2 separate regions of the Homo sapiens genome follow, and region 1 is linked to region 2. The links are chromatin contacts, found by Hi-C or POLR2A ChIA-PET in ENCODE. All regions are on one chromosome and are shown on one strand. The core of a region is the stretch at or near the end of the contact, and the rest is flanking DNA. Distances in the headings are between cores, read along the strand shown.

The links. Hi-C counts contacts between places; a loop is a spot of excess contacts on that map. ChIA-PET counts read pairs that join two places held with the same protein, here RNA polymerase II (POLR2A). Pooled maps may share reads with other maps.
Region 1: a loop to region 2 is called in a map of chondrocyte, with 2.6 times the contacts of the local background. The contact joins two enhancer-like sites. A Hi-C loop is called at or near these places in 16 of 168 maps with a recorded cell type or tissue (Caco-2, Calu3, GM12878 and 12 more), 20 of 37 single-sample maps with no recorded cell type and 27 of 50 pooled maps. POLR2A ChIA-PET finds 5 or more read pairs at or near these places in 3 of 52 experiments (H1, WTC11 and activated CD4-positive, alpha-beta T cell).

What each region holds. Positions count from the first base shown.
Region 1 is chr2:44,233,306-44,239,918 of GRCh38, reverse strand. It overlaps a transcript of PPM1B not described here and the pseudogene LOC124906174. Among named protein-coding and RNA genes, the nearest start is that of SLC3A1, 39 kb to the left of the region's middle. RefSeq lists enhancers at 5,004-5,503, 5,504-6,005. Within about 2 kb of position 2,543, at least 4 of the 41 ENCODE cell types and tissues checked have a DNase peak (open chromatin) inside an H3K27ac peak, as active enhancers do.
Region 2 is chr2:44,041,041-44,047,292 of GRCh38, reverse strand. No RefSeq gene overlaps it. Among named protein-coding and RNA genes, the nearest start is that of LRPPRC, 48 kb to the right of the region's middle. RefSeq lists an enhancer at 2,990-3,039. Within about 2 kb of position 2,917, at least 4 of the 41 ENCODE cell types and tissues checked have a DNase peak (open chromatin) inside an H3K27ac peak, as active enhancers do.

The DNA of each region.
Region 1 (6,613 bases), core at 1,294-3,793, 190 kb before region 2:
AGGGTTAGACAAAAAAAAAAAACAAAAACAAAAACAAAAAAACAATAGAGCAGAAGAAACTAGAAATGGACCACACATATTTGGGGAATGGGAATCTGACAGGGGTGGCATGGTGTTGGCACAATTAGCTAGCTGGATGGAAAATAAAGATTCCTTAGTTCACATACTATGTAACAAGAAATTCAAGAATGATTAAAAACCTAAATATATGTGCTTGGGAGGTAGACTTCTAAAATGGCTGGAAGGTAACATTAGAGATCCTTCTGTAGTTCACAAGCATGATGATTGGGTTTTCACACTTACATGAGATGTGCCTCCCCTCAGCCTTGTTACTACATTATCCACCTGATATGAAAATGAAAATATATAAATTAAAAAAATTAGAGACTATATGAACTTGGGATGAGGATGATTTCCTAAACAAGAAAAACATACAGCAAAAAAATGACAAATAGCAAGACTGCATAAACAAAGAAAAAAAGAAAAACAGTCTGAGAGGTTTTGCAGCTCGCATAACAAAGGATTGGTATCTAGACTATATAGAAAAAGACAAATCAATTAGAAAAAGACAAACCCAATGGAAAAATGGACAAGTGGTGTGAGCATTCAATTCAGAAAAGAGGAAACTCAAATGGCCAATATATATAGGAAAGATGTTTTTCTCACATGTAATCAGAAATGCAAATTATATACTATTTCATGCTTATCCAACCGGATTTTTTTTTTTTTTTTTTTTTTTGTATTAGAGACAGGGTCTCATTCTGTTACCCAGGCTGGCATGCAGTGATCCATTTGTAGCTCACTGCAGACTTGAACTCCTGGGCTTAAGGGATCCTCCTGCTTCAGCCTCCAAGTAGCTAGGACTACAGGTACACGCCACCACGTCCAGCCAATTTTCTGTTTTGTTTGTTTTCCTCCTCTCTCTCTCCCTCTCCCTCCTCTCCCCTCCTTTTTTCAGTTAGGATTTTTAGTGAAATAATTTCAGTTTACATTAAGGCTTTTGATTGTACATGTAAAATATATTATTACAACCATTTAAAATACATTTTAAAGTTATTGGATTTAATTAACTCTTGGAGTATAGGATCTTTAGGAGCCTACAGAACTTTCATGAAGACTTCGCATTTTAAAATTAGTTACAGTCCGAAGTAAACTAGACTTAAGAATGTTTATGTAGCTCAAGCTCCCCCTAAAATGTTTTTTTTTTTCCTTTTTTTGAGACAGATTCTCGCTCTGTCGCCCAGGCTGGAGTGCAGTGGCACGATTTTGGCTCACTGCAACCTCCGCCTCCCAGGTTCAAGAGATTTTCCTGTCTCAGCCTCCTGAGTAGCTAGGCCTATAGGCACCCGCCACCAGGCTCAGCTAATTTTTCTATTTTTAGTAGAGACGGGGTTTCACCAGGTTGGCCAGGCCGGTCTCTAACTCCTGACCTCAGGTGATCCACCCACCTCGGCCTCCCAAACTGCTGGGATTACAGGCGTGAGGCACTGTGCCCAGCAGAACCCAGTAACTTTCAAGAGTATACTTCAGTAGAACCAAAGTGCTATACCAATTATAAGCAGTCTTAATTACAATTTTAATAGCAAATATTAAATATTTAAAATAAGCTTTATACTATATAATTATTATTCATAGGCAAAATCTCATGAAAATAAACCCCATGGTACTCTATATCATGTCACTGTGGAATTAATTGTTAAGATAAATTGCATTTCAGGCTGGGTGCGGTGGGTCACGCCTGGAATCCCAGCACTTCAGGAGGCCAAGGCGGGCGGATCACCCAAGGTCAGGAGTTCAAGACTAGCCTGGCCAACATGGTGAAACTCCATCTCTACTAAAAATACAAAAAAATTAGCTGGGCATGGTGGTGGACACCTGTAATCCCAGCTACTCATGAGGCTGAGGCAGAAGAATCGCTTGAACCCGGGAGGTGGAGGTTGCAGTGAGCCGAGATCGTGCCATTGCACTCCAGCCTGGGCAACAAACATGAAACTCCATCTCAAATAATAATAAATAATAAATTGCATTTCATAACTTCAAGACTTAGGAATGAAGCAAAACCACCTCTTCATAATCAGTGCCCAAAAAAGTAAGTGTAAACGACTCAGGAGAGGGAAAGAAGGTATCAGACCCACCATTAGGGTAACTCCTGGGTGGTACTGGTCCTCTTCATCTTAAATGCATTATAGGTGAATGTTATATGGAAAGAATACATTTGTTGCACAGATTTAATCATTAAAAAAAATCACTGTTGCCAATATTATAGACTAGGTCTACTAGTTAAAAGAAGTAAAGCCCAGTCTTTCATTCTACCTTTCCATAAAAGGTATGGCTCTTTTGTGTCCCACTGGAGTTGTGGATACTTACAAGATAGCAGAAATACTGACTTCCTAAGTGCCCCTCACCTCTGAATTAGAAGAGCATATCTGCCAGTTACATCTGAGCACAAAACAGTGTACTAGTAAGTGGTGTTTGCAGGTAAAATAAAACTGAAACAGGAAATAAGGGGGAGAAAATACCACAGCCAGAAAAGCCAGCAGGAAGTGAGAAATGGCGGTGATGCTGCCTGAAAAGCAATGTATTCTCTATTAGTAGCTACACCTATTTACTTCTAGACCATAATGTAACATACACGAATCATCAAAACAACAGGCAAAAACAAACACTTGTTTAGCATTTTCTTTAGGGTTTACAAAATAACTCCCAAAGTTGAACAGAAAAAAACTTAAAAGCAATTTAGCATAAAAACGACAGTGCAAATTGTTATAATGCCCATTATGAACTAAAAGCAAGTAACTTCATTTCAGTGCATTTTCTAGTACAGAATTTAAAAAGTAACTTCAGAATTGCTTTGAAATTAAATCATTGCTTGAATTCATCTTAACAATTATGTTAACATTTGACTATTTTACATATATAATGGATTTTTTGCACAACTAGGAATTGTCTAATATGTGAAAAACATCACACTTTGCTATTTTTCACTAAATACTATTTAGCTTCTCAAAACAAAATGTGTTCCACAAGAAATCTTATCACGTTTTCCCTTAATACTTAAACCAGATGAACTTCAAAACACAAATGAAGGCAATTTGGAAGAGGAAATGTCAGTGTGAGATGTCATTTAAAAAATATAACCTTAAATTCAAGACAAGGAAGAATAATATTTGGTCAGCAAAAGATATTTGATGGACATGTTCCAGTTAATTTCAAGTATTGAAGCTGGATAAAGACTTGGGCACCATATATTCCTCTGGTTTGCGTATTTTCCAAGGTTTCAGAAAATATATCAGGCAGTTTGAAAAGTAAACTAATGAGGCTGTCAATTCCTGGCTCAAATATACGGCTAATATGATTATAGAAACATTTTTCCCCGACTAATATTATTTCTCCTGTTATTAAAAACCATTTTAAAGCCTGGGTAGAAAGAAGAATCACAACTAGCAAGACAGCGCCATTATTTTCATATAGGAAGACCAGTTCATTACAACTTTTTTTTTTTTTTTTTTTTTTTTTGAGACGGAGTCTCCCTCTGTCGCCCAGGCTGTAGTGCAGTGGCGCGATCTCGGCTCACTGCAATCTCCACCTCCCAGGTTCAAGCGATTCTCCTGCCTCAAACTCCCGAGTAGCTAGGACTACAGGCACGCAGCACCACACCAAGTTAATTTTTTTATTTTTATTTTTTAAGTAGAGACAGGTTTCACCATTTTAGCCAGGCTGGTCTCAAACTGTTGACCTCAAGTGATCTGCCCGCCTTGGCCTGCCAAAGTGCTGGGATTACAGGCGTGAGCCACTGCGCCTGGCCTTCATTATAATTTTTTTTCAATGACAATGCAACTCCCAGTGGATTTCTACTTTTAGCATTAAGAAATTATGACTCTTGGTGGTAAATTCTACTCAGGTTAATAAACTAACGGTGAAGCAGCTTGGAAGCATTTGTTGCTTAGATTGTTTATTCCTTCACAATGTTATTTTAAAATTTGAGTTTTTTTTAATATAAAAGAGACATATATTTAAAATTTGAGATGGAGTCTCGCTGTTGCCCAGGCTGCTGTGCAGTGGCTGGATCATAGCTCACTGCAGCCTTGAACTCCTGAACTCAAGCAATCCTCCTGCCTCAGTTTCCCAACTAGCTGGGACTATAGGCATGTGACACCATGCTAGAGTACTTAGAATTTTTTTGTGTGTAGAAACCAGGTCTTGCTATGTTGTCCAGGCGGGTCTTGAACTCCTGGCCTCAAGCAATCCTCCTGCTTTATTACAGGCATAAGCTACCACATTCAGCTAAGCAGTCTTTTTTTTTTTTTTTTTTTTTGAGATGGAATTTTGCTTTTGTTGCCCAGGCTGGAGTGCAATGGCACGATCTCAGCTCACTGCAACCTCCGTCACCTGGGTTCAAGCAATTATCCTGGCTCAGCCTCCCGAGTAGCTGGGATTACGGGCATGCGCCACCATGCCTGGCTAATTTTGTATTTTTAGTAAAGACAGGGTTTCTCCATGTTGGTCAGGCTGGTCTCAAACTCCCGATCTCAGGTGATCTGCCTGCCTCGGCCTCCCAAAGTGCTGGGATTACAGGCATGAATCACTGTGCCTACCCTTAACAAAAAACTTTAATCATTGCAGAATAACGGATCAATATTTAGAAGAACTGCATAATTCAGTGAACCAGTATTTTCCAAATGACTAATTCATGATGTGACAAAATCATGCATAGCCAGAAGGTCCATTCAAAATGCAAGACAGACCCAGTGGATTTTAACATAACAAACTAAGAAAAGTCCTCTAATAAACTTTCCGATTTCACATTGCAACCAATCTTCAAGAAACTATCAGTTGTCAAGTTTTGATATCCACAGTTATCTGAAGTGACTAAAATATTCCTGTTTTCCAACTACCTATCTGTGTGAGGCCAGGTTTCTTCATAAACTTCAACCATCGGGCCATACCACACTTCAACAGACTGAACGCAAAAGCACAAACAAGAATTCAGTTCAACATTAAAGGGCTCACAAAAATGAAAAATGGTCCTTTTTACACTGAATTTTTGTATCCTAACTTATAAGACAATTATTTTTCATAAAATGGTTTATATATTAACATGTAATTGTTTTGTTAACAAATTAAAACAGTATGTATAATTTCTCAGCTTTAATTTCTAATATAGTAAATATCGATAGTATCCACAAAAGCAAAAGTTCACTGGAGTATACAATTTGTAAGAGTATAAGTGGGTCCTCAGACCAAAATACTTGAGAATAGCCAGGCTAGGAAATTCAGATGAGTCAACACTGAATATGGGTTTTTCTTTTACTAACTCATACATTATTTCTGTTTCAAGCACCAGTAACCCCCACCCTGCCCCCTGCCGGAAAAGTTTTTTTTTTTCTTTTTTTTTTTTTTTGAGACGGAGTCTCGCTCTGTCGCCAGGCTGGAGTGCAGTGGCGCGATCTTAGCTCACTGCAACCTCCGCCTCCTGGGTTCAAGCAATTCTTCTGCCTCAGCCTCCCAAGCAGCTGGGATTACAGGCAAGCACCACCATGCCCAGCTAATCTTTGTATTTTTAGTAGAGGCAGGGTTTCACCGTGTTGGCCAGGATGGTCACGATCTCTTGACCTCGTGATCCACCCGCCTTGGCCTCCCAAAGTGCTGGGATTACAGGTGTGAGCCAATGCACCCGGCCAAAGGCAGGTTTTTTTAAAAGGAGTATAAATATTTCTAGAGTACAGAAGGGGTTAATATTGTCCTGTACAGTTTGGTTAATTCCTCTTTGGAATTAAATTTTCAGAAATATGCCAACCATATAAGAAGTTTAAAATAACATTAAAAACTGAATCATACCAAATAGTAATATGTCACACTGTTTTTATCAATTCTTTATTTAGGTAACAAGTTGGTTATGTTCACTGCATTGTATGAAACATCACAATATCATACTGGGAAGTACTATCAGTACAGGGTTGGATCAGAGTGGACAGTTTGAACGATAAACCATTTTGCATTCTTCATTCCCTATCTTTTAACAACCCCCCAAACCCAGTAAAGGGACAAACAGCTTTTCACATCATCATGTAAAGCACTTTAACTTACAAGGCTAAAATCTAAAGAATAAATAAAATATATTGTGGCAATAATTCCTTTTAGACCAAAAATCAGGTGCACAATAAATCAAATGATCAGGAAAGCTGTCTGTATTTAAATGTGTGGCTCTCCAGAAACAGCTTCAGGAAAACGTTACAGAAAATACCATGAATTCCATTTCACAAAGGACCAGATGATGACTCATTTTAACTACACACAAGGGCAATTACATCCTGCTGAAACACAATTTAAACATACAGGAAAATGTTTACAAAGCATCCACAACATGTAAACCATGTACAAATGGATACATTCATTACTTCTCCTAACCCAGAAACTTCTTTCAGATAAATACTTTACTCTTCATGTTCAGCATTAATTGAATTTAATACATGCAAAACTCAGAAGAATTCAAGGTTACTGTAAAAATAGAATTAAACTAATAAATCTTCAAGTACCTTATGTGACAATCACTCTGTACCGTGCCCAATGTTATAAAATGAAAAGTTACTGAACCCATGAAAATATCTCTGTA
Region 2 (6,252 bases), core at 1,668-4,167:
TACGTGTCCAGGAGAGCAGGTTCTCAGTTTTAGCTTTCTCCATCCATCCTCCCCCTTCACTCTCAGTGTGCTCCAGAAGTTCCACCTTAGGCCAGGTACGGTGGCTCATGCCTGTAATCCCAGCACTTTGGGAGGCCGAGGTGGGTAGATTAACTGAGGTCAGGAATTCAAGACCAGCCTGACCAACATGGTGAAACTCTGTCTCTACTAAAAAAAAATACAAAAATTAGCTGGGCATGGTGGTGGGTGCCTGTAATCCCAGATACTTGGGAGGCTGAGGCAGGAGAATCGCTTGAATCCGGGAGGCGGAGGTTGCAGTGAGCTGAGATTGCACCTTTACACTCCAGTCTGGGCAACAGAGTGAGACTCTGTCTCAAAAAAAAAAAAAAAAAAGAATTTCCACTTTAAAGAGAGTCAATTACTTTTAGTCAGTTCTCAAAAGACCAAATCCTACCACTTAAATGTGACCCAGGTAGGAGAGAGACATTGCCTTGATTTTCACAGCTTTCCCCTGGCTCATCTCTGACCCCAAGGTGCTCTGTGTTCACTGGGCTGATTTTGCTTCAAAGTTTCAGCTTCTCTTTGTCGTTTCCTCAGCCAGCCCTGTGCCCTCCCTCTTTTCGTCCCATCTCCTCAGTCCCCCCGTTGTGTAGCCTTTACACAGTCTTCTCTGGTCTAATCTAATCTCCAACAAGCTGCCTCTTTTGCTCCTTTCTCTCTCCACAAACCTAATATATCTTGATGTGTCAACCTTTGGGCCACTGAGGCTGTGCTGACCTCTTCGGGGAGCTTGGCTTTTGTCCTACTAGGTAACCCCCTCTCCTGGGAGCTGTACCAACCTATTTTTCATCACATTTGAGCCTGGTTTTCTAAAAAAAAAAAAAAACCTAGACAGGCAGGCAGCCCACGCTGACTAAAGCTATGAACATCTCTCCTTTCTTAAGGGGTCTTTCTCCCTCCTCTCTGCCTGTCTGGCAAGAGCCAGCAGCCAGAGGTGGGGGTGGAAACCTCAGTTACCATCACATCAGCTGGATAATAGTTCTATAGATGCTGGACATGCCGACAAAGGGGCAAAGTATTCTGTATCATAGCATTTTTATTATATTCTATTATAATCATGTATCTTTCTATCATAATCAGGTATCATGCATAATCATGTAGCTGTCATATTTGTCTTAGTTTGCTAGGACTGCCCTAACAACATACTACAGTCTTGGGGGAGGGGGAATGCTTAAGCAACAGATACTTATTTGCTCACAGTTCTGGAGGCTGGAAGTCCAACGTTGAGGTGTCAGCAGGTTTGGTTTCTTCCGAGACCTCCACTCGTGGCTTGCAAATGTTGACCCGATTGCTGTCTCCTCACTTGGTCTTTCCTCTGTGTGTGATTCTGTGGTATCTTTTAGTCCAAATTTCCTCTTACAAGGACATCAGTCAGACTGGATTAGGCCACCTTCTAATGGCCCCACTTTAACTAAAGGCCCTGTCTCCAAATACCATCACATTCTGAGATACTGGGAGTACCTCAAATTTCCCAGTAGAAAATTTATAGGGGACAGAGTTCAGCCCATAACAATATTATTCCCCAATTCCATCATCGACTTACACTGAAGTCAGAGCAAAAAAGATCAGTCTCAAATTGCAGTGTGTGGGATTTCAGCTAGATGTAAGAAAGGTTCAGGCACTCCCAAATGGAGACCCTGGGAGTGGGATCTCAAATGGGAGAGGGGAAGGAGGGTAAAGATGAAAGCAGGCATCCTAGAAAACATAATACATTTCCAATTAGTTGATACCCTTTCTAAAAGGAGGAGGCTAAGCCAGATGATTTCTGGATCCCAACATTAATTTATTCAATCAATCACTCATTTAGCAGACATTCACTGAGCCTCACCACGCAGCAGGCACAGGAATCCAGAAGCAAGTCCTTGAAGGTTCTTGCCCTTTAGAGAACTTGTACTTATTGGTAAACCCTGGGTAGGATGGGAGGAGGGCAGGGGCAGCCAAAAGAAGAAGGGTGAAGAATGCTCTGAGGCGTGAACATTAATGAAAACACAGACCCCAAGCCCAGTGGTCAGCCCAGGCTTGTACATTTCTTTCCTGGCACTTAGCAGTGTTTCCTGGCACTCAGCAGTGCCCACACCCAGAGTAGAACCCTCTGTTTTTTTTTTTTTTGTTTTTTTTGTTTTTTTTTTTTGAGACAGTCTCGCTCTGTCATCCAGGCTGGAGTGCAGTGGCATGATCTTGGCTCACTGCAACCTCCGCCTCCCAGGTTCAAGTGATTCTCCTGCCTCAGCCTCCCGAGTAGCTGGGACTACAGGTGCGCACCACTACACCCCGCTATTTTTTTTTCTATTTTTTTTTTTTGGTATTTTTACTAGAGACAGGGTTACGCCATGTTGGCCAGGCTGGTCTAGAACTCCTGACCTCAGGTGATCTGCCCGCCTCGGCCTCCCAGAGTGCTGGGATTACAGGCATGAGCCACCACACCCCACCAGACCCTCTATTTGATAATAGGTTGCATAAAGCGTAACCTCAAGTTTCAGACATCCTGAAAGACCTCGAACCTTGGGCCAGCCCAAGAAAGCTGGAGACATTTCTCACCCCCATACGGGGACAGGCAGGTGGGAGGAGGGTGTGGCTGGCAGCCCAGTGGAGTCACCATAGCCACAAACCATGAGGTTTGGGATCAAGTGGGCCCTAACCCTGATCCCACTGCAGCTGCAGGAGACAGGCAGGCGTTCCCTGTTCTCACATCAGACACTTCTGGGGCCTTCCACTGAGGATCGGTCACACCCTCCCTGGGGAGCCCACTGGAGGCCCCTGGGAACTGCTCAGGAGTGTGTGGCTACTGCCAGCAGAGGCCGGGCTGCCAGGGCTGGCTGCTTCCCTCTAGAAGGAGCCGGAAGCTTCCATCTAGAAGGTGAGCCTGCCATCTAGCGTCCCAGTCTGGGCCGCGCAGGGACAAAGGAGCTTTCCCTGCACTGTCGTGTTGGTCACATTCAGCCCCACGGCATATTTAACTGCTGCCCACCTTCTCCCCACCATCGTGAGGTGAGAGCAAACCACCCTCGTTTCAGGGTGAATTTGATTTTTAGAAACAGCTGAAAGTCGTTCTAAGCCAAATGGTTATTGGTGGGAATTCAAAGAGTTTCCCCTGTGGCTTACAACTGTCTAAAGGCAGGTGACTATTTTCAAGTATTTATATATATATATATATATATATATATATATATATATATATATTACATATAATAATATCTATTATATTATATATTAATTATTAACTCTAATATATATATTAGAGTTTCGGGAGCAATTAAAAGTCTCATTGTTTTCATGCCAACAGTGTATACCATGGAACTCAATGTTTTCATACAGAACTTAAAGTACATCTTCCTCTTAGAAATGAGTGTAAGTGCTATCTTTTCCATGCAGACCTAACTTCTACAGGAGAGGAAGAATGGTCTGATTTATTCGGCTGCTGAGGGGAGAGTTATCCACACTGAGCCGGGGATGGAGCCTGGGATAGAGTTAATAATCGAGATATATATAAATAAAATATATCCTGGACCTTCGGAGTTAAGCATTTAATCCAGCAATTGGGCCCTGCCTTTGGGACTGTTTGTCCCAGGGCTTTTTGGGGAAGACTTAGATCTAGGAAAGGGCTAATGGAGGGACATGGAACAGGAGATCAGCTCTGTCCCTGCTCCTCAAAGAAGGGCAACTGCAGGAGGTATGCAGCCCAGTGCCCAAGCCAAGGGTGGCAAAGGACGTGGAGCTCATCTGAGGATACAGGGAAAAGCACCAGAAAGTCAAAGCCACAGTCCCAGATATTTGTTTCTGGTGTGAGTGGCTGAATGCTGCTGCTTCCCTGGAGAAGAGCAGAAATCCAGGGCCCCAGAATGAGCCTGACCGGGGTAGGGTAAGGGGGTGGACAAAGGGAGCCCTCCCCAAACTAATGATGATCTCTGGAGATCAGGCCTCAGTTCCTGAGCAGCCTTGAGTTCCCTGTGTCCTGGGAAGGCCTTGCTGCTACTCCTAGAGCCCCTTTTTTCCTGGAGCAAAGGGTAGACCCCTCTACTAGGATCCTTGCTGACTTCCACCTTATCTGAGCACAAAGAGTTGCCTTCGGTTAGAGACTAGGATTTAGGTGTGGCCACTTTGGGGAGGGTGGATTAATCTTTTTAACATGGAAAGAGGCCAAGAAAACAGGGCCCTCATTTGGCCTTGAGAGCCTGGCAACTCCACTATTCCCTTTGATTAGCAAAATTCTAGAGCTCGAAGAATACCAGATAATATATGCAGAAGGAAGAAAAAAAATTTTTTTTTTTTGAGGCAGAGTCTCACTCTGTCGCCAGGCTGGAGTGCAGTGGCACGATCTTGGCTCACTGCAACCTCTGCCTCCTGAGTTCAAGTGATTCTCCTGCCTCAGCCTCCCGAGTAGCTGGGACTATAGGCGCGTGCCAACACACCCAGCTAATTTTTGTATTTTTAGTAGAGATGGGATTTCACCATGTTGGCCAGGATGGTCTCGATCTCTTGACCTCGTGATCCGCCTGCCTCAGCCTCCCAAAGTGCTGGATTTACAGGCATGAGCCACCGTGCCTGGCCTGAAAAAAATTTTTTTAAATCACTAAGACTTGAAATGACATAATGGACTTAGGTCACAATCAACAAATGCTAAAATCATCAGGTGAAAGGTTAATGGAGAACTTTATGGGATGATGCTACCTAAACCCATTGATCAATCCTATTAGTATTAAAAGTGAAAAAAAAGATATTAATATTATATGTCTCACAGTAATGCCACCCTAGAAAGTATAGGTGCCTAAAAACATTGACCTTGAATCTAATCAAGGCCCAGATATAACTATCAGTTTACAGAAAATATGGAGGATGGAAGAATATGTTAACCACTCCACAGTGAAGCAGACAGATACGGAACTTAAGACATTATACAGAACAAATTACCTGATTCCCTGTCAAATCAGTGACAAGGGTGAACTGCTTCAGAATAAAAGAAACGAAAAAGACACAACCATATGCAATATGTGGAGTTTTAAAAAACAACTGAAAAAAGATGTCTTTGAGATAATCAGGTAATTTGAATATGGATTGAGTTTAGATGATATTGAGGAATTGTTCTTTTTTTTAAGTAAACAATGACATTGTGAAATGTATTAAAAAGTCTTATCAATTACAGATTAAAACTTAAGTGTTCCAAACGAAATGTCAAACTACCTAATATTTGCTTTAATATACACTAGAAGGAAAAAAGAGTTGGGGGAGAGGAAGCAAGATTGGCCAAATGTTGATAATGATTGAGGCTGGGTGATGGATACATGGAGATTCTTTTTATTCTGATTTTTTGAGTATATTTAGAAATTTCCATAACACACACACACACACACACACACACACACACACACACACACACTCTTCATGGTGCCCTTGACCCTCATGCAGATCATGGTTATTTCATATTATGTAAAATTCAGCCTCAGTCTGGTGTCTGAGAATAGGAAGACTTATAGAGAAGAGGCAAGAAATATCTTTGGGGAAGTTTGGGAGATTCCTTCCTTCAAACACTTTAGATTTGAAAAGACAACTGCGAGAACAGAGAAACGAAGGCACGTGTCGCACTGACACACCCACAGAGGCACATGCAAAATCACACACACATAACCTGACCCTCACACAGACCCTAGCACACCCACCAGGACCTGTGAGAGTGTCCAAATGCCCACAGGGCATGAGAACACATTCTCTTCCCAGCCGGTGCTGAAATATAAATCCAAATAAAATCAAATGAGGGCCTGGCGTGATGGCTCACACCTGTAATTCCACTTTGGCAGGAATGCCACTCCACTTTGGGAGGCTGAGGTGGGCGGACCACTTGAGGTCAGGAGTTCGAGACCAGCCTGGGCAACCCTGTCTCTACTAGATATACAAAAGTTAGCCGGGCATGGTGGTAGGTGCCTGTAATCCCCACTACTTGGGAGGCTGAGGCAGGAGAATCACTTGAACCTGGGAGGCAGAGGTTGCAGTGAGCTGAGATCGCACCACTGCACTCCAGCCTGGGTGACAGAGGGAGACTCTGTCTCAAAAACAAACAAACAAATAAATAAACAAATGAATTCAGTAGCACTGAATATTAACGCATGGCTATATAGAGGAAATGAAATGAAAACAAAACGCTCAAAAATCATCCTAGGATTCCTGGAACATCTGTATTTACTTGAGGATAAAGTTTAA